Regions from separate parts of the Homo sapiens genome. Here region 2 is linked to region 1. A link is a loop called in an ENCODE intact Hi-C map of the cell type or tissue named here. Cell type or tissue: ascending aorta. All regions are shown on one strand. Links, peaks and the distances in the headings refer to the core of each region. The heading gives the core; the rest is flanking DNA.

Region 1 (15,405 bases), core at 3,934-11,933:
CAATATTTATATTTACTGGAGTCAGAAACTCACTGTTTGAAATGTTAGAGCTTTATACTAGGTCTCAATATTTGGGTGAGTCCTTTCTTCGCATTCTTTTCTAAATAGTTTGGCCATTTGGGGCTATTTACTTTTTTTTTTGGTGGGGGGAGACGGAATTTCGCTCTCGTTGCCCAGGCTGGAGTGCAATGGCATGACATCGGCTCACTGCAACCTCTGCCTCCCAGGTTCAAGTGGTTCTCCTGCCTCAGTCTCCCAAGTAGCTAGGATTACAGGTACCTGCCACTATGCCCAGGTAATTTTTTATATTTTTAGTAGAGACAGGTTTCACCATGTTGGCCAGGCTGGTCTTGAACTCCTGACCTCAGGTGATCCACCTGCCTTGGCCTCCCAAAGTGCTGGGATTACAGGCGTGAGCCACCATGCCCGGCCTATTTACTTTTTCATGCAAACTTTAGAATCAACTTGTCACATTTATTAAAAACCCTGTTAAGAGTTGTATTGCCCTAGTATTAAATTTACACACTAATCTGGGAGATAATTTGAATCTTCCTATCCGTGAATATAGTTTTTCTCCTTCTCTGGTTTTCTCTCCCTCTCACCATTTATTTAAGGCATGTTTGATATCCTCCAATGCAATTTTATTATTTTCTTGCCAAACATCTTTTATTTTTACTTATTCCTTGAAGCTTTTGAACTTTATGTTACCGTGAGTGCAATCAGTATTTAACTTTGTTACATTCTGTGATTTGTCTTTTCTGGTGTGCAGGAATGTTGTTGCTTTTTGAATATTGATCTGCTATCCCAGAGCTTGCTGAATTCATCTTTTAAGAATAATAGTACATAGAATCTTTTGATTTCATATGTCAGTGATTATTTCTTCTGCCAATAATGACAATTTGGTTTCTTCTTTTTCAATTTCTTTACCTCTTATTTAATTTTTCTTTTGCTATTTCAATGTCTGGAACTTCCAGTAAAATGATAAATAGAAACTGAGACAGTAGGTTAATGTTTTTTTTGTCTCTGACATTTAAGGGAATTAAAGAGAGTATTTCCATAGCCTCACCATTTAATGTGGGGTTTCTTGTGATCTCCTAAAGCCTTGACCAGGTTAAGGAAATTTTCTTGTATTCCTGGTGATAAGTTTTACTAAATGTATTTTCTATATATATTGAGTTGATCATATGATCCTCTCGTTTCATCTGATAATGTAGTGAATGATATTAATAATTTTGTAATGTTTCACTACCCTTGTATTATTGGTATACATATCACTTAATTATACTTTAAAAAATCTTTTAAACACATTGATGGATTTGGTTTACTAATGTGTCATTTAGAGTTTTTGTTTTCATGTTCATAAGTGAGATAATTTCTTTTGTATCATACTCATCTGATTTCAGTGACCTAACTTATAAAATGAGTTAGAACATGTTCCCACTCCGTCTGGTTTCTGGAACAGTTCAGAAGACATGGATAGTCTGTTCTCTTTCTGTTTGAGATAACTTCCCGTAAAATTGTTGAAAGTGAGATTGGCCCGTGTATTTCTTTTCTCATGCTGTGTTTTAATGTCGAAATCAGTATGAGCCTCTTTTAAAAGTGAATTTGATCCATGTTTATGGACACTGATCCCGTTTAATCCTATCATCTGGTTTGTGGGTTCCTAACTTCCCTCTTCCGCTCATCCCTTTCCTGACTGCTGTGGGATGGATGGGATCTGCCTTTCCCCTTTCTACCTCCACATTTGTGCTTCCTTTCATGCCTTTATCGAGCACAGCACGTGTGTGTGTGATTGTTCTCATTTAAGTCTTCGCTTCTCTTATACTTTCACACTTTCATCGACTCCACCTCCCCCTCTCTCTGTGCTACATTTGGAATGATTTCCTTAAATCTTTGTTTGCTCCCCTTTTTCTAATCTATAGCTTAATCTTCTCATTGAATTTTCTCTTGAATGACTATGTTTTTCAACTTCAGCAGGTTTATTATTTGACTTCTTTTATAAACTACCAGCTTTTCCTTTATGATTTGTGTGTCTTCTTTTATCTCTGTAATGTTTATAAATATGCCATTTTGGGTCATCTTTAATAGGTTGTCCTGTGATTTTTATTTCTTAACCATTCATCACGGGTACTGATCCATCCTTGGTGGTGAATTTCCTTATGTATTTTGTATTATTAATTGTGAGTTCATGGTCGGTGGATGTGGCCGCATCTCTGAGTCCCCAGCTAGGAAGCTTTCCTGGCACAGGATGTTATTTGCTTCAGGATCTAAGAGGATTAACTGGACCCAGACCCATTATTCTGTTCATTTCTAGGCTCAGCATTTGAGGTGATTTCCCAGAGGGACAGCTTTTCCTCCACTGGAGGGCAGTCTTCCTTGCCCTCTCCATAGGGAGCTAAGTTTTTCTAGGTCCCTTCTTACATAAGAACAGCCATTCAAGGGCCCCTGCTTCATGCAGGTATATCACTCCTGTCTCCCCAGCTGGAATGCACCCACAGTCCTGTCTCCTGCCCTGTATGGGCATGAAAACTCAAGCACAGTGCTCAAGCCACTTAGTCACACTGCCCCAGCATTGGCTGTAGAGTGTCATCTTAGCTTTGAGCCCTCTTTACATTTGGGGCATCGGACACTGCCCCTTCTTGCTTTTAAGCATGGCTGTGCATTTATTATGAGCATTTTCTTCTCCTGATCCAAAATCCTTGTGTGCAATAGTGGAGGAGAACACATCAGGCTGAGCTACCTTGCTTCCAGACGTCCTTCCATTCACTCCTTAACATCCTAGAACCTGTATCCATCTGCACCATTCTATCCAAGTGGCTGCAGACCCGAAACACCAATGACTCCCAGCCACTAAATTCAGCAGCCCTGTGCTAAGCCTCCTGGTGGCCGACCTTTCAGCACCATTCCAGATGGTGGCTCCCATTCTTCTGAGTACACTTTTCTCAGGACTTCCACAACACGCCCTCATTTTCCTCTAGTCCTGGTGGCTGATCTTGCTTAGTTTCCTTTGAGAGCTCACTCATCTCTACCAGTTATCTAATACCTGACCTCTTGACAGTATCAGAGAGTCCAGTGATTCCTTTTCTTTTCTAAATGGCACAAAAATAGTCAAGAGCTACCTAAATATTTCTGATAATTGTAAGAAATATTTTCATTGTGAAGCCATCTACAGATACATAAACTCTGCAAAAAGACATGGCTCCTAGAATTACATCCTAACAAAAAATAAGGTAAAAGAAAACAAAAAGGTTAAGTTGAGTATATGGGTCAATAATTTTTCATTTTGTTCTTTCTCTAAGTTTTGTAAACCTGTTTAATGGACTTTTTGGTCAGAATTCAAGCAGAGCTGTGGTTCCCTGACATAATCTCCAAGGCTCCAGCAAATGTCTGGTGGGTACTGTTTCCACTCCCTTACAGCCTCTCTCTGGACATTTATCTCTCGATCTGGATGTTCGGAGGTTGATGTGAGAGTTGAATTATCCACACCCTCTATCTTGTGCCATGGGGATGTCTACATGGCAGTTAAGGACTCTTTCCTTTCTCTGCCCACAGCCCAAGCTCTCTCCTGAGCTCTGACCTCCTTGGAGGCACACACTCTTCACACCATCTGCTCTTACGCTCTCAGAAGGCCTCTTTCTTCTGACTTGGATGTGTCCTGCTGTTGCCACTTTCTGATTACCGTCTCATCTTTACCTCCTTATGTTAAGTCCTGACGTTCACCAAGTGATTGCTCATGGTCTGGGAACCAGAATCTCGCTTTTAGAGACTTTTAACTCCTGTTTTTGTTCTCTTCTCATCATTTTATCTCCTGGCTAATCAGATGCCTTTTGCTCTTTTAATCCAATTTTCCAAAGTTTGTGCTTGGAGGAGTTACATTAGAAACCCACTCTGGCAAAATGAAAGGCTATCAGGCAGCTCTGATATCCTATAAAGATCTGCAGAACCAGACTCAGGCAGAAACCAGGAGAGGTTTACCACTGCCAGCATCTCAATAGGGGATATGTACTTGCATGGGGCTGGGGGCAGTGGGCACCACCATGTTTGGCTTGGCCTTGCTGCAGCGACCTTTTGTTGTTGCGGCCAGAACGGCTCACAATGCAAAGTTCCAAGTGAAGCCACCTGATTCGCTGCATTCATTTGCTGTCTGGGTGCAAGGTGGAGTCCTGCCTGCCACTATCTTAAGATTTCCCCCAAAATATGTGGTGTTTAGATGTTGAATAGCCTCAGTAACAAATATCCACTGTAATGATGTCATAAATATCTTTGCACAGGTGTCTGCTGATTACTTCTTCATTTCATCTAAGGATGCGCTATTGGTAATTGATATTATTTCCATATGAGAGGATACTTTCAGCACTTAAGTGCTCTCTACTTCCCATCAGTACTCCCTACTGGGTTTGAGGGTTTTGTAATTCTAAATATATTCAGAAACAGAATGCACATAAACTATATGATTTCATTTTTGTGAGAAAATGAATATGTCTATATGTAGTTGGAACAGAGAGAGACATTGTTATTTAATGTGAAAACTTGTCTATAGCCATTCATTCCTTTTAGTAACAGCAACAACATCCAAATCTGTAGGGAGATAAATTTCTTTTTTTTAAAACACTTTTATTTTAGGTTTAGGAGTGCATGTGCAGGTTTGTTATGTAGGTAAACTCACATCACATGGGTTTGTTGTACAGATTATTTCATCACCCAGGTACTAAGCCTAGTACCCAGTAGTTATATTTTCTGCTCCTCTTCTTCCTCCCACCCTCCGCCCTCCAGTAGGCCCCAGTGTCTGTTGTTCTCCTCTTTGTGTCCATGAGTTCTCATCATTTAGCTCCCACTTATAAGTGAGAACATCCAATATTTAGTTTTCTCTTCCTGTGTTAGTTTGCTAAGGATAATGGCCTCTTTATCCATCCACGTACCCGCAAAAGACACGATTTCATTCTTTTTCATGGCTGCATAGTATTCCATGGTGTATACGTACCAAATTTTCTTTATCCAGTCTGTCATTGATGGGCATTTCAGTTGATTCCATGTATTTGCTATTGTGAATAGTGCTGCAATGAATATCCACATGCATGTATTTTTATGGTAAAATGATTTATATTCCTCTGGGTGTATACTTAGTAATGGGATTGCTGGGTCGAATGGGGTTTCTGTTTTAACTCTTTGAGGAATCATTGCACTGCCTTTCACAATGGTTGAACTAATTTACACTCCCACTAACAGTGTATAAGTGTTATTTTTTCTCTGCAACCTCACAAGCATCTGTTATTTTTTTGACTTTTAATAATAGCCATTCTGAGTGATGTGAGATGGTATCTTATTGTGGTTTTGATTTGTATTTCTCTAATGATCAGTGATATTGAGCTTTTTTTCATATACTTATTGGCCGCATGTATGTCTTCTTTTGAAAGTGTCTGTTCATGTCCTTTGCTTACTTTTTTATAGGGTTGTCTGTTTTCTTGTAAATTTGTTTAAGTTCCTTATAGGTGCTGGATATTAGACCTTTGTCAGATGTGTTGCTTACATATATTTTCTCTCATTCATTAGATTTTCTTTTTACTCTGTTAATAGTTTCTTTTGCTGTGTAGAAGCTCTTAAGTTTAATTAGATCCCATTTGTCCATTTTTGCTTTTGTTGCAATTGCTTTTGATGGTTTTTCATCATGAAATCTTTGCCTGTTCCTAAATCCAGAATGTTATTACCTTGTTTGTCTTTGAGGGTTTTTATAGTTTTGGATTTTACGTTTAAGTCTTTAATCCCCTTGAGTTGATTTTTGTATATGGTATAAGGAAGGGGTCCAGCTTCAATCTTCTGCATATGGCCAGCTATTCCAGCACCATTTATTGAATAGGGAGTCCTTTACTCATTGTTTTTGTCAGCTTTGTCAAAGATCAGTTAGTCATAGGTGTGTGGCCTTATTTCTGGACTCTCTACTCTGTTCCATTGATCTATGTGTCTGTTTTTGTCCCAGTGCCATGCTGTTTTATTTACTGTAGCCCTGTAGTATAGTTTGAAGTCAGGTAACATGATGCTTCCAGATTTGTTCTTTTTGCTTAGGATTGCCTTGGTTATTCGGACAGTGCCCCTTCCACTTACAGAGATTGGGATCCACTTACAGAGAGTAAGTGGATAGGAAACCTTCCAGACACCCATCACTACTTCTCACCAATGTCAAAAAGGGGCCTGTATAGGCCATTGTTTAGCACAGCATGAATGAGACTTTAAATATACACTATCAACCATGCAGTACATGTGAGTCCAAGTGCAGGAGAGGGTACAGAACTTTTGTAGAGAACCCGGGGGGGACCTCAAAATAGTAGATGTTAAAGTCTTTGAAGAAGAGAGAGGGCTAAGCAACAGGATATGCAATTCCTCAGTTGTCTGATAATTAGCACATCTGCTAATCTGGGTGCTGTTTCAGTGACAAGGGTGAGTGGAAACCAAGGGGAAAGAGCTGTGAGATATTTGACACAATAACATTTGTGTAAATTAAAAATGCACTTGCAATGCACAATTACACATTGTAGAATAACACACATAAACTAGAGGATGCAGATTAGGGAAAACAGAATTAACAAACGGCAGGAGAATAAGATAAATTTTTTAGTGAAGCAAAAGGGATAGATGGGTGGATGTACAAATGGGTAGACAGGAAAAAAATGGGTAGACAGGTAGACAGATTAAATAAGTGGATGGATAGATAGATAGATAGATAGATAGATAGATAGATAGATAGATAGACAGACAGACAGAAAGACTGAGGACCCAGCATAGACCACTTATAATGGTGGCCCATAAACTAAAGAGTAATTAAATCAAACTTTTGCACCTGAGGATTAAGAGAAATATTAAAATATTTGGGATAACAAAGCAGTCATTCCCTGAACTAATTAGGTGAAAATGAAGCCTAGAAGCAGAAGGAAACATGGTGTCCATCCCCCTTTCTCACCAACTCCCAGACTGGCTGGGAGGAACATGGACTTCCCAATACATGTGGAAAGAGGCCCCAGCCAATTTTATTTGAATCCCAAAGGAAAAATTTCCTCATCTGACATCTGGTTTTCATGCCTGTGTGTGAGAGTTTGTGTATGTGAGTATCTGCATATGCACGGAAGAAAAGCATGAATGGAACATTTGAAACTATTAAGAATGGTTATCTCAGGAGAGTGGTGGGGGGTTGGGGAAGGGATTTAATTTATATTTTATATTCTGCTTAAAACACTTCCAAAGAACATGTATTACTTTTGCAATAATTTCACATCCACTCAACAGATACATTCGTTTCTGGGGAGTATTTCTTCATTTTGGTTGCAGCATTTGGATGTCGTTTTGAGTGTTTAATGATTATTCATTAATTTTGCTCTCTGACCAGTAAAGCACCCAAGCAAAGAAGAGTCAAACTATCAGCATTCCAACCATCTGCCCACAGGTGGCTTTCCTTAACAAACCTTGGTATCTTATTTTAAAAATAGCCCTACCCTGGCCGGGCATGGTGGCTCACACCTGTAATCCCGGCACTTTGGGAGGCTAAGGTGAACGGAGAAGGTCAGGGGATGGAGACCAGCCTGGCTAGCATGGTGAAACTCTGTTTCAACTAAAAATATAAAAAAGCAGCCAGGCATGGTGGCGTGCACCTGTAATCCCAGCTACTCAGGAGACTGAGGCAGGAGAATCGCTTGAACCCAGGAGGCAGAGGTTGCAGTGAGCCGAGATCATGCCATTGCACTCCAGCCTGGGCAACAAGAGTGAAACTCCATCTCAAAAAAAAAAAAGGCCCTACCCACAGTTTTAGATTCTGGATATCCAAGACATTAGATATTGTTTAAATACACCATTTTATCTGATCAAGCCGCTTGAAATCCTAGAATGATTTGAGCGGGCACAACTAGGGTAATGCAAATGGGGTTTTAAATATCTCTCATTTCAAAAATTCCTGTTGACAATTTTCTTCTTGAAAGATCATTGTAATTTAGCACAAGAAAGCAGATTCTGACATTCTCTGCTTATTTCTTCAGACGGTTGTGCTGATATTACATTCAGTAGCTGGACTTTGATTTTTTTTCCATTTTCACCCATGTTTATCCAACACTGAATTAGGAGCCAGAGGCTGAATGAACTCAGGAGCGTGTGGGTTGGCCATCCAGGGTTCCCCTCCTGTATTAATAAATCCGTACCTCCCTTGCTGCAGACCAATATCGACTCTACTCTCAGTACCGTGGCCATGCACGATTTTCAGGCCACATCAAGACTTGCACAGCCTCTGGCTTTCAGTGGGAACAGAACCAGCAGTCTTCCTGGACTTCTCCCTCCTACACAGCAACCAGGAGCAAACTGATCCTCCGCGTATCACAGGCTTTGTCGAGTTGTAAAACAGAACTCTAACTGGTATCCGCCACTGATATCATGCAACACCAGATGGTGTCATTTGATCAAAGAATTTTGCTAACAGAAATCTCAGATTTCTCTCTAAGCGAAATGCCTTGACTTTGTGACTGATTGTGCAAGAATCTCAGGAATTGAGAAAACAGCGTCTGTGTTGCTACAAGACTGCAGCTTTGGATAATACCCCCCTGCTTTTACTTTCTTCTCTGTCTTTAACTTCAAAATGTATTTTACACCCCAAATAATTGTTTACTATTTGTTTCCTAGAACCTCAAAAGTCATTAATTTTTAAGAAAAGTCACTGTGCTTTGTTGGAAAACAACCTCAAACTTGAATGGCTTCACGCCAGTAGTTGAAAATATTTTACAATAGGCCACTTTCTGGAAAGTCTAATAAAAATCATACTGAGCATTTTTATTCCTGTTTACACTTGTAGAGCATTATCACAATTTAAATTATCTTCAGCCCATATATAGCTTCATATTTTGCAGCCAGCAATGAAGTTCTGCCCACAGTTTACGTTTACGACTTTCTTCTGAACTGCCGTATTTATGTTACTGTTTTCATCACTACTCTTTTTTTGTACATTTTACCACTTAAACAGTAAATCTATGTGTTTTGACAAATGTGTACAGTTGACTAACCACCACCAATGGTCAAGATATGGAGTATTTCTATTGCCATAGAAATATTCCTCCATAGAAATATTTCAATTCCTCTCAAGCCCATTTCTGCTCAATCCCCTCTCCCCATCCCCAGGGCTAGCAACTGCTGATCTGTTTTGTCCTTATGGTTTTGCCTTTTCCTGAATATCATATAAATGGAATCAGATTTGTAGCCTTTCAATTCTGGCTTCTTGCACTTAGCATAATGCCTTTGAGATTCTTCTGCTTGTATCAAGAATTCATTCCTTTGATTGTTACCCAGTATTCAGTCATATGGATGTATCACAATTTATTTACCAGTTGAGGGACACTTTGATTCCAGTTTGGGGCAATTATGAATATAACTTTGATGAATAGCTATTCACTACTGGGTCATCTAGTAAGTGTGTTTTAACTTTAAGAGTTGCCAAGCTGTTTTCCAAAATAACTATACTATTTTTTTTCTTTTTCCTTAGCGTGTCTACTTTTTCATGTTTTTGTGGTAAAATACACATAAGATTTAGCATCTTAAAAATTTTTAAGTTCACAATTCAGTGGTATTAAATATATTAATAACACTGTGCAATCATCACCACCTTCCATCATCATAACTCTTTTCATCTTGTAAAACTAAAGCTCTATTCCCATTAAACAACAACTCTCCATTCTCTTATCCCCTCAAGCCCTGAAAACAGCCATTCTACTTTCTGTGTCTAATTTTGACTAAGTATCTCGTATAAGTGGAGTTATACAGTATTTGTCGTTATGTGATTGGCTTAGTTAACTTAGCAGAAAGTCCACCGTGGACATGTTGTTCATCCATTTTGTAGCATGTGTCATAATCCCCCTCCTCTTTAAGGCTAAATAATAATCCATCATATGCATATACTACATTTTGCTTATTCATTCATCCATAATTGGACACTTGGGTTGCTTCCATGTTTCAGTTATTGTGAATAATGCTGCTATGAACATGGGTGTACAAATACCTCTTAAATACCCTGCTTTCAATTCTTTTGGGTGTATCCCCAGAAGTGGAATTGCTAAACCATATGGTAATTATATTTTTAATTTTTAAGGAACTGTCTCACTCTTTTCCACAGCAGCTGTATCATTTCACATTCCCATCAACAATGCACAAGGGTTCCAGTTTCTCCACATCCTTGTTGACACTTGTTATTTTTTGTTGTTGTTGTTGTTGTTTTAATGGTAGCCATCCTAATGGGTGTGAGGTGGTAACCTATTGTAGTTTTGATTTCCATTTCCCTTATAATTTGTGATATTGAACATCTTTCTATGTGCTTACTGCTGATATGTCTACTTAAGCCCTTTGCTCATTTTAAAATCTATTTGTTTCTTTATTGGTGAGTTTTACGAGTTCTCTATATATTCTGGGTAATAATCCCTTATCAGATATATTTGCAATTATTTTCTTCCACTCTGTTGGTTGCGTTTTTACTCTGTTGATATTGTCTTTTGATGCACAAACTTCTAACTTTCATGAAGTTCAATTTGTTTCTTTTACTTTTGCTGCCTGTGCCTTTGGTGTCATATCCAAGAAATCATTACAGAATTCAATATTATAAAGATTTCCTGATGTTTTATTCTAAGATTTTTGTAGTTTTGGTCTTACATTTAGGTCTTTGATCCATTCTGAGCTAATTTTTGTATATGGTGTTAGGTGAGGGTCTAACTTTATTCTTTTTCATGTGGATACCCAGTTTCACAGCAACATTTGTTGAAAAGACTGTCCTTTCCCCATTGAATCATCTTGGTACCCTTGTCAAAAATCATTTGACCATACATACAGGGTTTATTTCAGGGCTGTCTATTCAATTCCATTGGTTTTTATGCCAGTACCACACTGTTTTGAGTATTATAGCTTTGTAGCAAGTTTTGAAACCAGGAACTGTGAGTCTTCCAGCTTTCTTCTGCTTTTTCAAGATTGCTTTGGCTATTAAAGGTCCCTGAGATTTCATACAACTTTTAGGATGGTTTTTTCTACTTCCTCAGAAACGTCATTGAGATTTTGATAGGGAATACATTGACTGTGTAGATCACTTCGGGTAGTATGGACATCTTAACAACATTATTGACATCTTAAGAACATTAAGTCTTTTAATCCATGAATATACTTAAGTATATCCCATGGATATACTTATGTCTTCTTTCATTTTTTAAATTAAAGCTTTGTAGTTTTAAGATTATAATATAGTAAATGATGGAAAAAAAGGCATATAGAAAATAAATCTCAAAATGACAGAAGTCCCCACTTAACAGTAATTACTTTAAACGTAAATGGATTAAACTGTCCAATCAAAAGACAGATTGGCAAAATTAGGGGAAAAAAACATGATTCAACTATACATGATCTACAAGAGACTCACTTCAGATCCGCAGACACAAATTGTTTGAAAGTGGAGGATGGAAAAAGACATTGTATGTTAACAGTAATCAAAAGAGAGCAGGGTGGTATTCTACAAATTTATCTTAGCACTAGTTTCACTACATTGCATAAGTTTTGTTATGTTGTATTTTTGTTTCTATTTGTCTCTAAGTATTTTCTTCTTTAAAAGTTTATTTTTAATTAACAAATGATAATAGACAGGAGAAATACATTCTGGTGATCTACTGCACAGGATGGTAGCCATACTTTAATAATAATGTATCATATATTTCAAAATTTTGAAAATAGTGGATTTTAAATGTCACCACAAAGAAATAAGTATGAGAGGTGATGGATATATTTATTAGCTTAAATATATCCTTTGGTGATTTCTTTTGTGATTTCTTTGGTGATTTCTTTTTTATCTATTTGTTGTTTAAGAGTGTGGTGTTTAATTTTCACAAATTTGTGAATTTTCCAATTTACTTCTGTTACTGATTTCTAACTTCATCCTTTTGCCATCGGAGAATATATTTTGCATGATATCTCAAATAAATCTCAAAGTGACAGAAGTCCTCACTTAACAGTAATTACTTTAAATGTAAGTGGATCAAACTGTCCAATTTTTAAATTTATTTATACTTAATCTGTGGCCTAACATATGGCATATCCCAGAAAATGTTCCGTGTGCACTTGGGAAGAATGTGTATGCTGTTGCTGTTGAATAGATGATTCTGTGTATATCTGTTACAGCTAGTTGACTGTGTTATTCAAGTCTTCTATTTCCTTCTTTATCTTTTTTGTCATTCTATCCATTATTGAGAGTGTGCTTTTGAAGTTTCCAACTATTACTGTAGAACTGTCTATTTCTTCCTTCAATTCTGTCAGTTTTTGCTTCATATGCTTTAGTGGTCTACCATTAAGTATGTAAATGTATATCACAGGTATATCTTCTTGGCCAAGCTTGGTATGAGAGTCTTAGGGAGACAGACTTTTCATTCTAGTTAAGATTCATTTCACAAAATTTAGAGTTTATGTACAGTTCATATGGCATTGTTGGATTGACATAGTTCTTGCTGACATGTTTTATCTTGGTTGGTTGGTTGATTTGTAATATTTCTTTACCAAAACACAGAGTCAGTGTTAAATAACAAAAACAAAAACAAACCTCAGTTCTGAAAGAGCTACAGAATGCTAATCTATGGGATTTTGGCTACGTCAAAAAGTTGGTAGAAAGTAGCCTCAAATTCTGTTCCACATGGCACTATCTGAAAGAGAGGGCATAATTTTTTGTTCTGGAAGGATCTAGGGGGCATAGTATCCAAAACCAACCTCTTGATGGTATATTTCTTCCCTCTGAGTTTGATTGTGAACAACTGACCTCCAAGGGAGGCTCAAATCAAGATTCTTTTTATTCTTTCATTTCACTTCTATCCTGTTTCTTCTAATAATCATAGGTCTCTGCTAGTATTCATATCTGGCAAAACAATAAAGGACTATCATTTCTTGGGAGAAATGGTGTTGCTGCACAGTACAAATTTAGTTATAAATCATGAGGGTTTAGTATTTGTCCCATGGTTTCACATTTTGAAATATTCAGTGTTCATACTGAATTTTAATATTTGTAGTAATGAAATAGTGAACATTTATAGTATTGTTTTCATATTTGTTATTTTGGACTCTTTGAAACCTAGGAAAAGCAAACACATAATAATGTCTCATCATCCTGTTTCCTGCAAAAACCTTTCACTGATATTCTTCTTATCGTTTACATATAAACTATTTACTTATGGGTAGAATTCACAACAACTTCAGAAATGGGTTACTTGTGGAGAGGGAGGGAATGCAGAGGAAAGAATGAGTATCCTCTGGCTATATCTGTTATATTGTATTTTTCTACCTAAAGGAAATATGAAGTAACTACAGCAGAATGTTGGATTAATTCAACTCTGGCGTTGTTAACAAAATCATATCCATCCTACTGGATGATGGTTTAGAATAAACTTGCTAAAGAAGAAATTCACACTCTTCCCTAAGTGAGTCTTCTATGCAACAACAGGGAAAAGAGAATTTCAGACATTTCTTTGCTTTTTAATTTATAAAGTGAAGAATATTTTATTTGGATTTTGTTTCCCAGAAGAGAATAGTAAGAGAAGGTTCATATTACTCAAATTTGAAACACTCTTTATTGTATTATGATTATTTGACATCACTATACATCTTAACCTGAGTCCCTCTCAGAAAACAGAGCTAAGACAAGGCTTGTATGCAAATAGTTAGATCAGAGATGTGATCCCAGGTAGCAATAATAGATAACAGAGTAGAGTGAACCAGAGAAAGAGGGAAAACCAATACAGGTGAGATTACTAAGTTGCTCACCATTATGGGTAATTAGAATTTGATCTAACTAGATTCTTCTGAGAAGCCATTAGAATGGGCCTCAGGATTGTCTGCTGAATAGATGGATAGCGGTATTATGCATCAGCTCTCATTCCCTATGGGTCAAGATTTCCTCCTGGGGATGTTAACTCATCTGCACTTCCAGGTTGAAGCAAAGCTGAATGCCAGGCACCCACACCTTAGCCCTGTGGCAAAAAAAAAAAAAAAAAAAAAAAAAAAAAAAACAAATAAATGTGATGTATCTGTGGAGGGAGAGAGATGCCACAGAGGGTGACTAAGAGGTGGGCTGAGAGGGTGTGAAGCAGGGTACAGTGCATCCAGTATACTGCCTAGCCCAATGTATGCTGAAGGACATGGCAAAGAAAGAGAAAATGAATAAACTTTTGACTTGGGGTATGATTTGGACATAGACTTAATTAATACCTTGTTTTGACTTATTTCAAAAGGTTCTGAGGACAGTGAAACAGTTACCCCTCAGGTGGGAGCAGGTCTGGTCTGATACAGTGATGTGGACTCACCTGTAAGGAAGTTCAGTAGTAGCCTTCTGACAAGCTGTTGTTGAGCCCAGTGGGTGGCAAGAGACCAGAATCAGAGGAGTATAGGGGCCACCAGGAAAGGTTAACCTCTCTCTTCCTTTCCCCACATTTCTCTCTTCATCCATGGAGGCAGTAAGTTCTGGCTCTGTCTCCTCATTGGAAATGTCAAGGGCTGGGAGTGGGAGAAAGGAAGTATTCTCCCTCTCTGTTCCCTCGCTAGCTCCTCTTTAACTGGAGAGGGATCACCTACTGGGTCAGATCCCAACTGTCTTTGAACACATTTGTCATATGATGAGGTATTACGGGTAGCATGTTTGTGTCCCCGCAGATTTCCACGTTGAACACTTCATCTTCAATATGATTGTGTTTGGACGTGGGGTCTTTGGGGGTTAATTAGGTCATGAGGGTGAAATTTTCATGACGGGATTAGTGCTCATATGGGAAGAGAGAGCATGCTTCCTCTCTCTCTCTGCTCTGTGAGCATACAGAAAGAGGGCATCTATCTGCATGCCAGGAATAGGGCCCTCACCAGGAACTGACTGTTGGCACCTTGACCCAGCTTCCAGAACTATGAGAAGCAAATTTCTGTTGTTTAAGCCACCCAGCCTATGGTATTTGTTACAGAAGCCCACATTGAGTCAGACAATATGGGTCAGTAGAGGTGGGCAGGCTCCCCTCGCCTCACTCCTCCTCTGCCTTCCTGCCTTGGGAGTCAAGAACATCAGCGGCTTAGATCAGGGTCCCTTGCTCAGTTCTGCCTCCCAGCTGGCCAGGTGGACTTCAAGTCTCCTCTACAGACAATGAGTGTGAGGTGGGAGCACCTTTCCTAAGCCACATCCTCTAACTTGGTGTCGATGGGGGCATCCTGGCATCTCATGGGGCTGGGGAAGATTGCTATCTCTAGCTCTCCTGACCCCGTGCTGTTCCCATTGGCTGTGGATCCTCATGTGAATCATTCCCTTGGAAGGGCCACAGTGGGGAGAAGGAGTAAACAGCGGGATTTGGGCATCACCGCTCATTTTACAGGACTGCCTGTGTAAACAGGTGGTCTAGA
Region 2 (15,405 bases), core at 3,111-11,110, 85 kb after region 1:
AGCAGTGTTAAGCCTCTCAGATGGGAGTGGAAAAGCTGCTCCCACTAGGTGGGGGGGGTCTCCTTCACGGGCAAAAAAAAAACTCATCTGAACTTAGAGGCTCAATGTCAATGTCTCCAGCCTTATCAGGGTCCTCCTACACATCCCCATTCCAACTTTCAGAGCCCTATTCCTTCCCAATCAATACCTTTGCTTTAACAGTGGACATCTACAAGACTGGGAGTTCAACTTGCATTGTATTAAATAATTCAGCCCACCACAATATGAGGTTCTAGGTTTAATTTTCAGCAATATCGGCCCTGCAACTACAGGAGATAAGGGTCTCCTTTAGGGCACACACAGAAGCTTTTAGATCATTTTTCTGGGAATTCAAATACCTGATCTGATCTCTTTCTTTTCCCACCTTGTCCAATGACATTAGAAGCAACCAGCTAATCTCATTATTTTTGTTAGTTTGCCAAAAAGTTTCCAGTGTATCATATTCTTGGTCATCAGTATCCTTGCTTTATATAAGTAGTTGATTAGGAGTATGCTATAGTGATATTTTGTGTATCCATATTTCCAGATCTTACCATGGACAGTCAATGTTCTCTTTACTACTGTAAAAAAAAAGTTATTTACAGCTTTAGAAAACTCATCCTTAAAATTCTGTTTCTCTAGAATCACTCTCAGGACAAATATCTGTATTATCCAGGATGCATGGGTATGTAGACATTAGATTAGATTAGATTTGTTGTAAGGAACTGAGTCATGTGATTATGGAGGCTGAGGAGTCCCAAGATCTGCATTAGGTAAACTGGAGACCCAGGAGAGCCAGTGGTGTAGTTCCAATCCTAGTCCAAAGACCTGAGAAGACTGATGTCTCAGCTCAACAGTCAGGCAGAAGGAGTCTTTTTCTCACACATCCTGTTGTTCTACTTAGGATTCATTGATTGGATGAGGCCCACAATAGGGAGGGCAATCTGCTTTACTGTCTAGAGATTCAAAAGATAATCTCGACTGGGTGTGGTGGCTCACGCTTGTAATCCCAGCACTTTGGGAGGCTGAGGCAGGTGGATCATGACGTCAGGAGTTCAAGACCGGCCTAGCCAAGATGGTCAAACTCCGTCTCTACTAAAACTACAAAAATTAACCAGCTACAGTGGCAGGCGCCTGTAATCCCAGCTACTTGGGAGGCTGAGGCAGGAGAATCACTTGAACCCTGGCAGCAGAGGTGGCAGTGAGCTGAGATTGCACTACTGCACTCCAGCCTGGGTGACAGAGTGAGACTCCATTCCCCCACCACCCAAAAAATAAAAAAGAAGATAATCTCATCCTGAAACACCCTCACAGACACACCCAGAATAATGTTGGACTAAATGTCTGGGAACCCTGTGGTCCAGTTAAGTTGACACATGACATTAACCATCATGATGGACATTATAGAAAAGGCAAAACTATCAACACAGTAAAATGATCAGTAATTACCAAGGGAGGAGAAGGAGGAGGAGGAAAGAATGAATAAGTGAAGCACAGGGAATGTTTAGGGCAGTAATACTATTTTGTATAATACAGTAGTGGTGGTTTTACGGTATGATGCATTTGTAAAAATCCATAAATTTTACAGCATAAAAAGTGAGTTTTAATGTACATAAATTTTTAAAAAGTATTTAGGAGGTTGAGAAATCTCAGAAAGAAATGCCGACAGACCAAAAAAATCTAAATGCATTGCTAATGTATGAAACAACCTCACTGAAGGTGGTAGGTCAAAAGGTGCTGACCTAAGTAACTTTGGAAATGAGTAGAGTACATAAGACTAAAGGTAAAAGGAACCTTATATAAGACTGTACTCTACTTCAAGGGTCCCCAGACCCCAGGCCCTGGACCAGTAATGGTCCATGGCCTGTTAGGAACCGGGGTTCACAGCAGAAGGTGAGCAGCAGGTGAGCAAGTGAAGTTTCATCTGTATTTACAGCTGCTCTCCATTGCACACATTTCCGCCTAAGCTCTGCCTCCAGTCAGATCAGCAGTGCATTAGATTCTTATAGAAACAGGAACCCTACCACGAACTGTCCATGCAAGGGTTCTAGGTTGTGCACTCTATGAGAATCTAATGCCTGATTATCTGTCACTTTCTCCCCAAGATGGGACCGTTAGTTGCAGGAAAACAAGCTCAGGCCTTCCATTAATTCCACATTATGGTGTGTTGTATAATTATTTCATTACATATTACACTGTAACAATAATAAAAATACATGTGATGCACTTGAATCATCCTGAAATGATCCCCTCTCCCCTGGTTCGTGGAAAAGTTATCTTGCATGAAACTGGTCCCAGGTGCCAAAAAGGTTGGGGACCACTGCTCTAGTTGATAAAGTTGTTTCCCAAGAAACACAGGTTAACAATTCTAATACTGCTATACATGTATATTAAAACTGAACAATTAAGTAAATGGATGGCAAATGGCAGGAACAAGATATCTCACTGTTGGAGTGGGAATGCACAGTTAAGCAAGGAAGAGAGACAACAGTGATGCCCGTGGTAACAGACTAGAGTTGGAGACATCAATATGAACACATGTTATCTTAGTATAGATATTTACATATGGAACTATTTATTGATAGGTATACTTACATAGATTAGCATGCACGCATATATGTCCTTGCTGTGTCAGCTGAGAGGACCTAAAAGAAATGACACCCAGGGTAGCAATCAGCACGCCTAGTACTCAGATCTTAGTGTAGAATACTAAGTGAAAGGTACTCTAGTGAAAGGTACTAAGACTCCTTAGAGAAATGGATGATTCCAGGACTGGCAAGAAATTATACAAGACAAGCCTGGAGCATCTTGTAGTGCCAGAAATAAGAAAATGCTCAAAAATAAGGAAGAATCATATTGATGGGAATATGTCAAAAGAGCACAGGAGTCAACCTAAAGAATTCCCAATGCCCAGAACCAGAGCAATTAGAGCAAAGAAATGAAGCAGTGTGGTGTATACCCAAAGTAGGAAATAAATATCCCTAGAATGTTTTTTCTCTCTAACACAGACTCTCTAATGCACACAAACACACACACATACACACACACACACAGTTACCTCACAGTTATCTCACCTGGACTTTGAATGGGATAATATCAAGGAAAAAGGGCAGGTCAGCACTGTGTCAGAGAGCAGAAGTGCATATCCACCCGAGTCTGGCAGCATGAAGAGATAGTCTCTGGGCCTTTCTTAGGAAATAGGAAAACGTTCTTATGCCCTGTTAAATGTTGGAAAATACACACAACAGACTAACTTTTCTTTTAAGCCAAAGGACAGGGACATGTAGTTATGTGAGATGATGGCTCCATTCCTGTCAACTGAGGCAAACAGAACTCACTGTCTTCAGCTTGGAAAAACTCATCAAGGGGTTGCATGACGTCGCCAGCATCCTGAGGTTGTTGACTTTTCTTTCTTTCTACTTATCAGTGTGGTAGAAGTGGATGCAGAGGGAGAGCAGGACAAGTGGGACTCTTTTGATTATCATTAGCGACCCTCGAGCCTTGCTGATCAGAAAGAAGACTGTCCTCAGAGATGGTTCCCACATGGCACCTGATATACAATCAAAGCCTAGTCAATATTTGTTTATCGAAAACGGAGAATAGCAAGGGGTATAAAAAATTAGTTTAAATGGTACAATTTATACTCAGGTCTGACTTTGCATATCTGGCTCATTTGAGGGACTAGGTCACCAAGATTACCACCCTCATTTGCTGAAATCCTTCAGTGGCTTCAAAAAATGCCAATTTCCCACCAAAGGAACCCAGCTCCTGATAATTGCATCCCTGCCTTCCTCAGCCTCATCTCCAAACACTCCCTAGCTGGCTCCTCCATTCCAGCCATCCCCAGCTGCTTGCTGCTGCAGGACCTGGTGGCTATGGTTTGCTTGAGGATTGTGCTACCTCAGGCCCTAGAACTTGCACACGGTGCTCCTCCTGGCTGGATCCTGCTCCCTCTTCTGCTTCCTGCCCTAATTTATTCCTAAAGACCCTGCTCAAATCCATACCCTCTAGCAGGTGCCCTGAATCTGTAGGTCCTTTTCGTTCTCCTTCACCAGACTGAGACTTCAGTGGAGAAATGAGTTTCTGAGTCACCTTGCAAGTAGGTGCTCAATGAATGCCAGCTGAATGCTGCATTTGTGAAATATAGCCTTGGAGGAGGAAAATGTGATTCTGGCAACAAGGAAAAGTCATGCATTATTTGATCAAAGGGTGGAGCTGTACATGACTTACTGGTTTTAAAAGGGAAAAATACACACACATAAACATAAGTAAAAGTTGCTAAGGCATTGAATTTCTATTTTTAAATATCATATGGAGTCAAGTATGAATTCCATCACCATCGTATTAAAGGAATTGTATCTCTTGCAGACTATGCATATCATGCAAGTTTGAATTTAATGAGTGTGTAATTGTAGCCGTCTGAGAAGGTGAGACAATGTGAATGAATCAGCAGGGCACGGGTAGTTTGGTCGTGAAATACAAGTACAGCCTTGGCAGGGCTGTGTCACATTTTTCCAGGCAGATGGTCTGTTCTCTTCTGGCTTTGCTTGGTATGACTGGTTCTGTCCTTGCTGCTCATAAACCTACATGCCCCTCTGCCCCCTGCCCCAAGACAGAGCCTGCTTTGTGTTCTACGCACCTGGTGAACACTCCATCCCAGCTCTGATCAGTCATCTCTCTCCATCTTCCCCAGTAGACTGAGCTCCATGGGGCATGGCTCAGTGCCTGGCAACATGTGCTTTTTGAATGAATGAAATGAATAAATGAGTGGAAAAAAGGGAAAGAAAAATGAATGAATTAGTTCTAGATCACCTTTTTGCAAGACTCCCTTGATATGCATCCCAAATTCTTCTTTCCACTTATGCCATTCAGGCTTTGGAATCCTGAAATTCTCCCCATAGTAACAGGCTTGGGGGTGAGGAGCACAGAGGCTGAAGGGTGCATTCTGGAATCACCCACCGGAGGTTTGACTCCCTGCTCCATCCCTTCTTGCCAGCTGGGTAATCTTGACTGAGTACCTAGACCTTCTTATACTCAGTTTTCCCATATGTCAAACTGGGATATTGATAAGACTTACCTCATGAGGCCATGGTTCCCAAGCTGTGTGCCAAGGCACCCCAAGATGCCACAACAAACTCACAAGGGCACCAATGCACATTTTAAATCTCCAGGAGGAAACATGGAGATGTCTATCAGATACTGCATGAAGCTTTGACATAATCATGATGTCTATTGCAATACTGCAACTCTTGGGTTGGTTGGACCTAACTACTGAAAACTGGTATTTCTTTTGACCTGGGGCCACAGGGAAAATTTCCTGAGATCCTAAGGGCACTGTAACCAGAGAAAAGTTGGGTCTCCAAGTCATAGGGTTGTCATGAGAATTTAGTGGGGAAGTACAGAACAAGCTTGCTACTTGTTAAGTGATCCACAGATGTTAGCTATAATCATTATTTCCCTGTCCTCTGGATAAGTTTCATCATGGAATTCTGTTTATCTAAATCACCATTTAAATTACCAGCAAACCAAAAATTAAGCAACACAATTCTGAATAATAGCTCAAATTCCTTTATTTTTCCCCAAATTACAAATTGACTGGGATGATTAAATAGTTCAAGAAAAAAAAAATCTACGTGGGACTAGGCAGAATTCCTTAGGGGTGTTCCTTCTAGGAAATGAAACCCACAGACATCACCGAAGTTCTCACTGGGCACAAACCACTAGAAGAGAGTAAACAATCCTTGAGCCTACTACACTGGAAACTCACACCAAAAATAGCCTCCCTTGAATGAAAGGTAATCTTTGGGAATATACTGTCTTAAATAGTCATTTCAACAGCTCATTGATTGTTACAATCAAATGTCAAGTACTAGTACTCTGCTTCTCAAGAACTAAATGTACTGGAAACAATTTATTCTGTTATCCTAATTTAGTTTTTTTTTAATGGATAGATATCTTGTTTATTTGTTTCCAAGGTATCCACCATTACACTTATTATTTTTTTAAAGCAAGTCAGCCATGACTTGGTTCAGGATGAATAATGTATAAATGTTATGTGTTTAAGCAGAGGTTGCCATGTCATTTTTACAAAAAGATTCCCAGGAATCACTAAGGCCAGAAAATAGCTCTTAGTTCTAAGGTCCAAACACCAAGCAAGATGTGTAGGCTTTTTTCTCCCAAAGAAATTTCAAACCAATTGCATTCTTGAGTCCATTTTTTTAATGGAAAGATTAGCCCATATATGAAGTTATCATAAAGTGCTGAATGTTGTCAAAGCCCCTGACAATCCCAGATGGAGTGGGGGAAGCTGGCCACTCACATTTGCGGTGTGCTGGTGAGTCACTTTGGTATTTGTCTGTTGTGTCTCTTTTGTTAACAATGCAGGGATGTCTTTTCCTCCCACATCCAAAACTATTCATTAGACCAGGAGCACCAGAAAGTATAAGAATAAAATTCTTAGATTTAGTTTAAATCTAAATTGGCCTTAAATGTCGGTTTATGTTTCTAAATGTCCAAACAAAAAACCCAGCAGGTTCTTGTATGATAAAATATAATACTGAGTAGACTGCACACAAAGGAGTTCAGAATGTTTTTCCATCTGAAAAAACCTCTCTACCCATCCTTGTGAATTTTAAGAGGTAAGCATGTAACCCACTAGGAAAGACGCCCATACAGTCACAAATGGATAGTGAGGGTTCCAGCATTCTGTGATCCTCAATTTTAGTTCTAGAGCCAGTTTGTAGCCTCTGAAAAACCTTTAGAAATCATGCCCATCGTTCATGGATCTTGAATATCTTCATTTTGTAGCTTGTGTCACTAGGATGTGAGAATTTTGTGGGTGAGTTTTCCATCCTCCTTGTGCACTGCTCTGTCCCTCTTGTCTTAAGTGAGTGTTCCGTACACAGTAGTTAAGTCTATCAATCAACGTTCAAGTGTTATTGTTAGTTATAAACAGCTTTTTAAGGTCATTCATTCAGTCCCATGTGCACTGTCTTCATTAATCTTCATAAGACGAGAAAGGGAGTATGATCACCATTTTACAAAGACAAGGCTAAGATTGGAGAAGGCAAGTGATGGCCCCTGGTCACTCAGCTAACAAGCCCAAAGCCTAGGCATGGAGCCTCCATGTGACAGGTGCTTTGCTGACATGAACCAAACCATTCCCACTGGACCACACGTCTCCAAGCACCTTTGGTTTTCCCCATTTGTTTGGATCTAGAGCTTGCAAGAAGCTGTGACCAGAGGCAGAGTAAGTGGGAGTAAGACTAAGGTGAGGGATTGGAGAGGCAGCCTTGCCCCGCGTGACCAGGAATCAGGACACAACTCCACCAACAACCTTGTGTAACCTGTTTCTTTTTTGGAAAATGGCAGGATCAGGCCAGATTGTGAGGGGTTCCCCAGGGGTTTGGTCTTGCCATCTCCTTACAAGGCTGGTGCCCTTCCAAGATGTCCACTTAGAGGCTGAGGAATGAGGCACAGGAGGGTCTTCTGGCAAACACTCTGAATGCCCAGTGGACACGTGGGGATGGCAGTGACCCACTTCCACCGTCTCCCTCCCAGCCCAGGCTAGATTCACTTCTGAGCAGCCAACTGCCCTCCTTTCCCAGACCGGCTGGTACCTCCTGCCAGCTTCACCTCCCAAGCCTTGATCACAAAACCCTCCATTTTTTTCAGCCTGTTTTGTGGGACTTGCATTCTGTGGATCACCCTTTGAAAAACGTGGTTATCGTTATTCTAACGGCCAGATAGAAGGCAGTGTTTTTATACACTGAGTAGCTATGCATACACTAGGCAGGGGAAATCCACAGCTTGCTGCTACCACAGCCCCTCTAGAGTGGGTTCTTCAAGAGAAATGTAGGAGGAAGCTTCAGGCAGTACCATTCTTTAGCTGGAAGGAACTCCAGCCCTTCACTGTTGTGGAAGCTGGGCCCAGAGCAGGGAGGCAGCGTCCCAAGATCACACGGTGAGTTAGTCACCAGTGAAAATAATATTTTCCTCCTTGCACACCACACCCTCTTTTTTTCCAGGCAAATTCCAGGCTCCTTTGGAAGAATGACAATGCTACAGAAAAGCACATGGATTTGCAGCTTCGTGGACATCACCTGTGAGGGTGACAGCTCTTTACTCTCAGTGAGTTCCCCAGGTACACAAGCTCCTGAACAGACACAGGATGCACACATCTAAGTGCTTTCTGGCCCCAGATCCACATGCGCAGATGTAGAAGGGGCTTTCAGCTGATCACGAGGGTGTGGAAAGGTCTCAAGGGTGATTCAGGCACATAAATTCAAAATCTGTTTCTTCAACAAGAAATGCAGCTACCTTAAAAAAATTTTTTTAAGTAATCCAGATAATATTTTATTCAACAGATGGAGGAAAGTGAAGCCAGGCTTACTGAGGAAAAAAAACAACCCTCAGAAATCAAAATCAGACAGCTATACCCGGTCTGGCTGCCCCAGAGCGGGAAGACCTGAACCTTGGCAGGGCTGGCTGCTGTGCTGACCAGTCTGATATCAAGAAGAGAAGTGATTTTCCGATCCTGCATCCGGTACAGCTGTGCGGACTCTGCTCTTCCTGCCATTCCACCAAGAAATTAAAAAGCAATTTTCTTTTGAAGTTCTGGGGTTTTTTTGTTTTTTGTTTTTTTCATTTAAGATTACACTTTGAGGTCAGAAAATGAGACATAAGGAATTCACAAACACACACGCATTCGATTCAGAAACATTCCACCCTCCACATCCCCATTTTAAACTGTCCTGAGGCCCAGATGGTTTACAGCTTGAGCCGGCTTAGGCTGGCAAGCATTTCAGGGATCTGGTTGACTACGTTTTCCTGAAACAGAGGTATTTTATGCATTAAGCTGATCAACACCGGGGAGAATGGGGCACCCTAACTGCCTTTAAGTAATATCTTATGAAGCTCTTTTAGGATTAGCAGCAGAACAAAATACACCCAGGAATCAAGGGTATAAAGCAATGAAGATTGTGTTTCACCTTGCAATATTGTGAGTAGTGTTGTTTATTCAAGGCAGTGTTAATTTTTATAATTTTTAAGCTTGTATGTATGTTTTTCTCCTCAGATGATTATGGTCTGTATCAGTTGCAGTTCAAGCAGGAAGTAGAAACCACACAGTAACTTAAACGGGGAAAGTTGAGTATAAAGAATTAATAAGTAAAATGTAGAACTGGAGTAACAAGGGATTGGCTAGTGAGAAGTGAACTCTAAAGAATACAAAGCAGCAGATAGAGGGAGCCGCCACTCTCCGTCCCTGGAGCTGAGATGGATGCTCGTGGAAGGGCCCTCGCTTCCAGGGCTGAAAAGATTCAGACATGCCGAGAGGGCACAGCCATAGCTCAGTGGGTGGCAGGGAATTTTTGCAAGTGCTGTGGTGTTGCAACAGCAGAACTTGCTAGAAATGGGCCTCTTTTCTTCAAATCGAAGGAAAGACATTTCCCCAAACTGAAGAGGACAAAAATGAAGAAATTCTTAGCCTTTCCCTCAAATCAGGAGCCCCATAGTTCTCAAGGTCATTATATTGGTGATGGGCTATATTAATCACTTCTCAAATTCAATCGTAGTCTAACTCATGTTTTCTGCATATATTATAAAATGAATTTCTAACAACATGTACATGAAATAAAAATAGGAAAAACGATGAACATGGTTATCATGTAGAAAAAAATACTTGTCATAAACAAATAGAACATTTGCAGAGCTTCTATAATCCTTGTTTCTGTAATTTGGCATTGAGCCATGTTAGGATGTGTGGCTTCCTTCTCTGGCTCTTCCATATTCCCCTTGCCCTAAGCCAGACCGTGGCTGCTCCAATTCTTTACAAGGAGGTTATGTCCTTGATCAGCCTGCCTTTTCTTTAGTTTCTCTAGTTTTCTACTAAACTTTACTGTTGGTTAGTTTTTACGTGCAAGTACTCAGGGGCACTCATTGCCCCTGACAGTCTCCTCCCTCCGTCTGCTGCGCAGCAGAAACCCAGTTTCCCCTTGGTCACCAGGATCAACCACCCGAGCTATAGACTCATTCCTTTTGTGACTGTTTGTCCAGTGGCCTCTAGGACCCCACAATGGCCATGCGGAGTCTCTGCTTCTAGTTCAGTAGAGTCATTGCTGTGTCCCTTGATGGGGGGGCAAGTGCTTCTGCACAGCTGTCTGAGATCCCCAAGCCCTCAGAATCCCAGGTTGCTAGGATGGCGATTAATTCTTGGACCCATGGGCTCTGGCCATCATGGTCTCTGATTCAAAATATGTAATGCATCCTGTAAGACGGAGTCTTGCTTTGGCCTACTATTTTATGAGGCTATTTTAGGAATGCAAGCAGAGCAAAAGACACCCAGCAACCAAATATGTAAATCAACGAAGAATGTTTCAGATTGTAATCATGCAAGCAGAGTGGTGTCTATTCGATGTTGATTTTTCAAACTTTCCAACTTGCATTTTTTTAGAGTTGTTAAAGGATGAAAAAATTAAAGCTAGACAGGAGGAATAAGTTCTAGTGGTCTATACCACTGTAGGATAGCTATAGTTAACAATAAAATATTATACAGTTTCAAATAGCTAGAAGGAGGATATCAAATGTTATCAACACAATGAGCTTATAAATGTTTGATATGATGTATATGCTAATTACCCTGATTTGATCACTATACATTACATGCACCTAAAAATCATGATGTACCCCCGTGAATATGCACAAGTATTATTTGTCAACTAAGAAATTAAAATTTTAAAAATCTTTTAAAAACACTATTGCCTATAAAAAGAAAAGTTGAAAAAATCTATATGCCATGCCATGTGTTGGCACTGCATTTATTGTCTTATTTATCATCATAAGCCCACCTAGCAGACAACTGTGAATCTCCATATCTTGTAGAAAACCAAAAGGTTAAAAGATTAACTTATTATTTCTATAAGCATCATTAATGTCACAACCTAAAAAGAAAGAAAGAGAAAAGGAAAAATGGGGTCAAATTTTAATGTCTGGTATAATAACTCCAGATCTCTAGAAACTTTTTTTTAATGATTCTTGCAGGTATTCCTTATAACCAGGTCTCAGGGTTGCCTTTGCTAGGGGTGATTTTATTAGCAGGGATTTAGACAGAAAAGACTTGAGCCAGACTTCCACAGCCATAACAGACCTTTGAGACATCTTATCTCCAAAGTCTGAGAATTCCCTAGAGAAACATGCTTCTCATTCTATGTCCTCTGATAAGCTAAGGAAGAGAAAGTAAAAAAAAAAAAAAAAAAAAAAAAGACAGGGAGTAAAAGAAAAAAGGAAAGCAGAAAAAAAAGTCATGTTTGTAACATATAAATTATTTTCATATGCATTACTAAAAATTCCCAGCTCTGCAAGAATGGATCAGTTCCAAGAAAGATAGAGCTATAAAACTGTAACGTCCACCTCAAGTCTGTCAGAGACCAAAACTCAGTTTAATCTGATGGTTGTTTGGTTGCCGGTTGGTTGGTTGGTTGGTTGGTTGGTTGGTTGGTTTTCCCACCCCACAATCCTGCCACTGGTACCATAACATGGGACTCTATAAATGGAGGCCTACACAGTTGGATCTTTCAGGACAGCATTAAATAAAATATTTAAAAGTGAATGTGAGGCAAAGTTGGGAGGCAAGCTCTGGGTGCCCAGAGACCTCGAGGATAACTAATGAGTTCCTTGCTCCCAAATGAGGAAATGTGACTCTATCCTATGATCAGGGGAGAAAAAACAAAGGTGACGAGGTGCCCTGCGGGAGCTGCAGACCAGAGCACAGCTGAGAGCCTGCTTGTAATCTCCCTCCCACCCCATAGTGGGTGGCCATTCTGCTTATGGTGGAGAGCAATGGGTGGAGCTGCAGAGCCCATTTATAGCCAGGAGGATCCAATGTCCATTTTCACACACTGGTTTCTATGACTGAAGGTGACTGAACAACACCTTTTAGAGGTTATTATTGTGAAACAAAGGATTGGAGTCGATCCTTCTAAAATTTCTCCATTACACCTGCCTATGGGATGCATTGGTCATAGTTCATAATAGCAAAAAATGGAAAAGACTCAACATGTTTAAATAAATTATGATACCTGGTAAAGAACATTAGATAGAAATTTAAAATCATAATTTTAAAGTGTAACCCATACACCTAGTGCCCAGATCTTGGTTTCTAATATCACTTTCCAATAAAAGGAACCAGAACTCCTTAGAGAAATGGCTGTGCATTAGTCCATTCTCACATTGCTATAAAGAAATACCCAAGACTGGGTAGTTTATAAAGGAAAGAGGTTTAATTGACTTGCAGTTCCACATGGCTGGGCAGGCCTCAGGAAACTTACAATCATGGCAGAAGGCAAAGGGGAAGCAAAGATCTTCTTCACGTGGCGGCAGGAAAGAGACAGCTAGCAAGAGCAGGGTAAACTGCCTTATAAAACCATCAGCTGTCATGAGAGCTCATTCACTATCACAAGAACAGCATGGGAGAAACCACCTCTATGATGCAATCCCCTCCCACCAGGTCTCTACTTCAACGCCTGGGGATTAAAATTCAAGATGAGATTTGGTTGGGGACACAAAGCCTAACCATGTCAGGCCAATTTGGCAAAAATACACAAAATAAGCCTGGAACATCTTGTAGTGGCCTAAAGTAAGGTAGTGCTCAAAAAATTTTAAAAAGTAAAAACAAATGAACAATGGGGTTCTGTCAAAAGGCACAGGAGCCAACTGTAAGAGCTCCCAACTGTACAAGCTGAAGAATCCGAGCAACAAAAATCACATAATATGGGATTATAACCCAAAGTGCAAAATAAATATCATGTGTCCATACTGACACAAATAAATCACTGAATCAAAATAAATGAGACAGGAGAGGCAAATCTCCTATATAAAGAATTCCAAACAATTTCAGTAGATGCTTCATCCTCCAGAAGGTGAAGCCTACATCCCCACTCTAAAAGTGCTGGCTGCAGATAGTGACTTCTTTCCAAAGGGGACAGAATGGCAGGGGGGTCAGGGATGGGGAAGAGTCACTTTACAGTAGACAAACACGACCTCAGCCAGACGATCAAGGTCAGCAGTAGTAAGTCATGTTGACAGTATGTACCTTTGACATGATGTGATGAGGATGGCACCTTAAGTCTGTGGCCTTCCTCCCAAAAACACATAATCCCAGTCTAATCAAGAGAAAAACTCCAGACAAACCCCAATTAAAGGACACTCTACAAAATACCTAACCAATACTCCTCAAAACTGACAAAGCCATCAAAAAGAATCAAAAGAAAACAGACAAGGAAGGTGAGATGTTGCCATAGCTCAGAAGATCTCATGGAAGCATGATAGCTCAATGTCATGCAGGATCCTAGAACAGAAAAAGGACATTAGGCAAAGACTGGGGAACTCTGAATAAAGTGTGAACTTTAATTAATAATAATGCGGCTCATTAATTTTAACAATTGTACTATTCTAAGGTGAGACGTTACCATTAGGGGAAATGGGGTGCAGGGTATCCACTATTCTGAATTATCAACAACAGACCTTGTGTTCAGCATTGCTGATCACACGTGTGGGCCTTCCGAACACAGGGGTAACCTTTGCAGGATGGCTTTCTGCCAATGTAATGGCAGAACTCTGGTATTTCAAGGCCATCCTTTAGGACTCTAAGGTATCCTTTAGTTTTCTATGTTAAAATGGAGGAACAGTTCAATCACTTCTATTCATAGCTTTTCATTCCCACTGCCGTATAAAGAGGAAGGCAAACTGAACAATGTCAGGTTGTTTTCATAAAGTTTTAAATCAGAAAATCTTTTTTGGACTTCAACTTTCAATGCCACAATTTGGAGGCTATCATTCAGGTAGAGCAAAGGAAAATGGGTCATCAGAGTTCCCAAATCTCATGTCCAATTGTACTTCCCAGTGTTGGAGGTGGAGCCTGGTGGGAGGTGATTAGATCATGGGGCGGATTTTTCCCTCAGTGCTGCTCTTATGATAGTGACTGGGTGCTTGTAAGATTTGGCTGTTTAAAAGTGTGTGGCACCTCCCGCCTCTCGCTTCTTCCTCTTGGTTTGGCCATGTGAGGACATACCTGCTTCCTCTTCACCTTCCTCCATGATATAAGTTTCCTGAGGCCTCCCCAGCCACTCTCCCTGTGCAGCCTGCAGAATCGTGAGCCAATTAAACCTCTTTTCTTTGTAAATTACCCAGTCTTAGGTATTTTTTATAGCAGTGCAAGAATGGACTAATACATGAGCCATATTATTCTAAGTGAGTTTTTCAAAGACAATTTTGCAATACAGGAACTGAATCACAAAATTGTGTAACAAGTGGCTAATGCCTGAGCAGAGGAAAAAGATTCCAAGTGTGAGATGGATTGTTGAATTTATGAAAAAGCTGAGTCTTGATCCCAAATTATCTGTTAAGGACAGAAATTTTTTCACTGAAAAATGTTACCTTTTAAATTTAAAACATCTTTTTGGCACCATGCCAAGGCGAAAGCACCTGCTTTCCCGTAGCACAGCCAACAGGGACATTGCACATCTAATTCCACAATCCTGATGTCGAGTGGCCAGTGGGCTCAGCACAGGCATGCGTGAAATTTGCCGAGTTAACTACATGTCCATGGCACATGTCTGCTTTCTCTGTTTAGCACAAAGCATTTTCTAGGACATGCCACGATGGACAACCCAAGTCCCTTGTTGGAGAAAGTATTGTCATTTTGTATTGAACTTGTTGGATTGGCTAGTTACCCAACATTTGAAGCAATTATTGGAGGAGCCTAACGTGGTCACATATGTAAATTTTGACTAGTCTGCATTAAACTTTAAGCCTTATCTCAATATTTCAAACCAAGTCACTGCTTGAAGATCTGGTCTTCCTTGCACGACAGATTCAAAAGTATTTACAAATATTCTCACTGACACCTGAACACACAGGGCTTATTGGAGAGCATTATTTACATCTGGACTCTCATCATTACAAAAAATAATGCTACAAATGATTCACTTTTTCTTATAACTTGTCCTATGCATTCTTAGCTGTGTCTACACAGACGGAACAGCAGGTTTCTAGTTAGGTTCACATTTCCAAATACTTCTCTCTATTCAGAACACACGATTTCTACTGCACTCACAAGACTCCCTTTTATGAACTTGCCCTTATGTCTGGGCAATTGTTTTACATTTCAATCATAAGTGTATTTCTCAGTCACATTAGTTATTGAATTTTCTTTTTAAAAAACAAAATATATGGAAGTGTTCTTTTTTATAGTTTGTTAAATTTTCCACCATGCATCTCTTCCTTATATGGATCATAGACCTTATTGCTGTATTTGTGTTATATTAATGACAATGTTTTAACTGAATTCCTTCTACACAGATATGCTTTGTTTGTAAAGTAAACATACCA

Evidence for each region. A loop is a pair of places that touch in the nucleus more often than their neighbours do. Peaks named below come from ENCODE experiments on the same cell type or tissue, not always from the same donor. Only the 100,000 strongest peaks of a DNase experiment are listed, where the experiment ranks them.
Region 2: a loop joins it to region 1, with 2.2 times the contacts of the local background. A loop is called at or near these places in 6 of 110 quality-filtered maps.

What each region holds. Positions count from the first base shown.
Region 1 is chr2:237,163,195-237,178,599 of GRCh38, forward strand. No RefSeq gene overlaps it. Among named protein-coding and RNA genes, the nearest start is that of COPS8, 85 kb to the left of the region's middle. In ascending aorta, for the core only: a CTCF peak has its summit at 8,395; a DNase peak (open chromatin) is centred at 8,365; H3K4me3 peaks cover 921 bases; H3K27ac peaks cover 1,296 bases.
Region 2 is chr2:237,249,046-237,264,450 of GRCh38, forward strand. It overlaps LOC105373953 (a long non-coding RNA gene), which reads left to right. Exons shown (of 6, transcript XR_924035.3): 5 at 8,046-8,161; 6 at 8,385-8,631. Among named protein-coding and RNA genes, the nearest start is that of COL6A3, 160 kb to the right of the region's middle. In ascending aorta, for the core only: no CTCF peak of the experiment used is centred there; a DNase peak (open chromatin) is centred at 7,976; H3K27ac peaks cover 1,775 bases.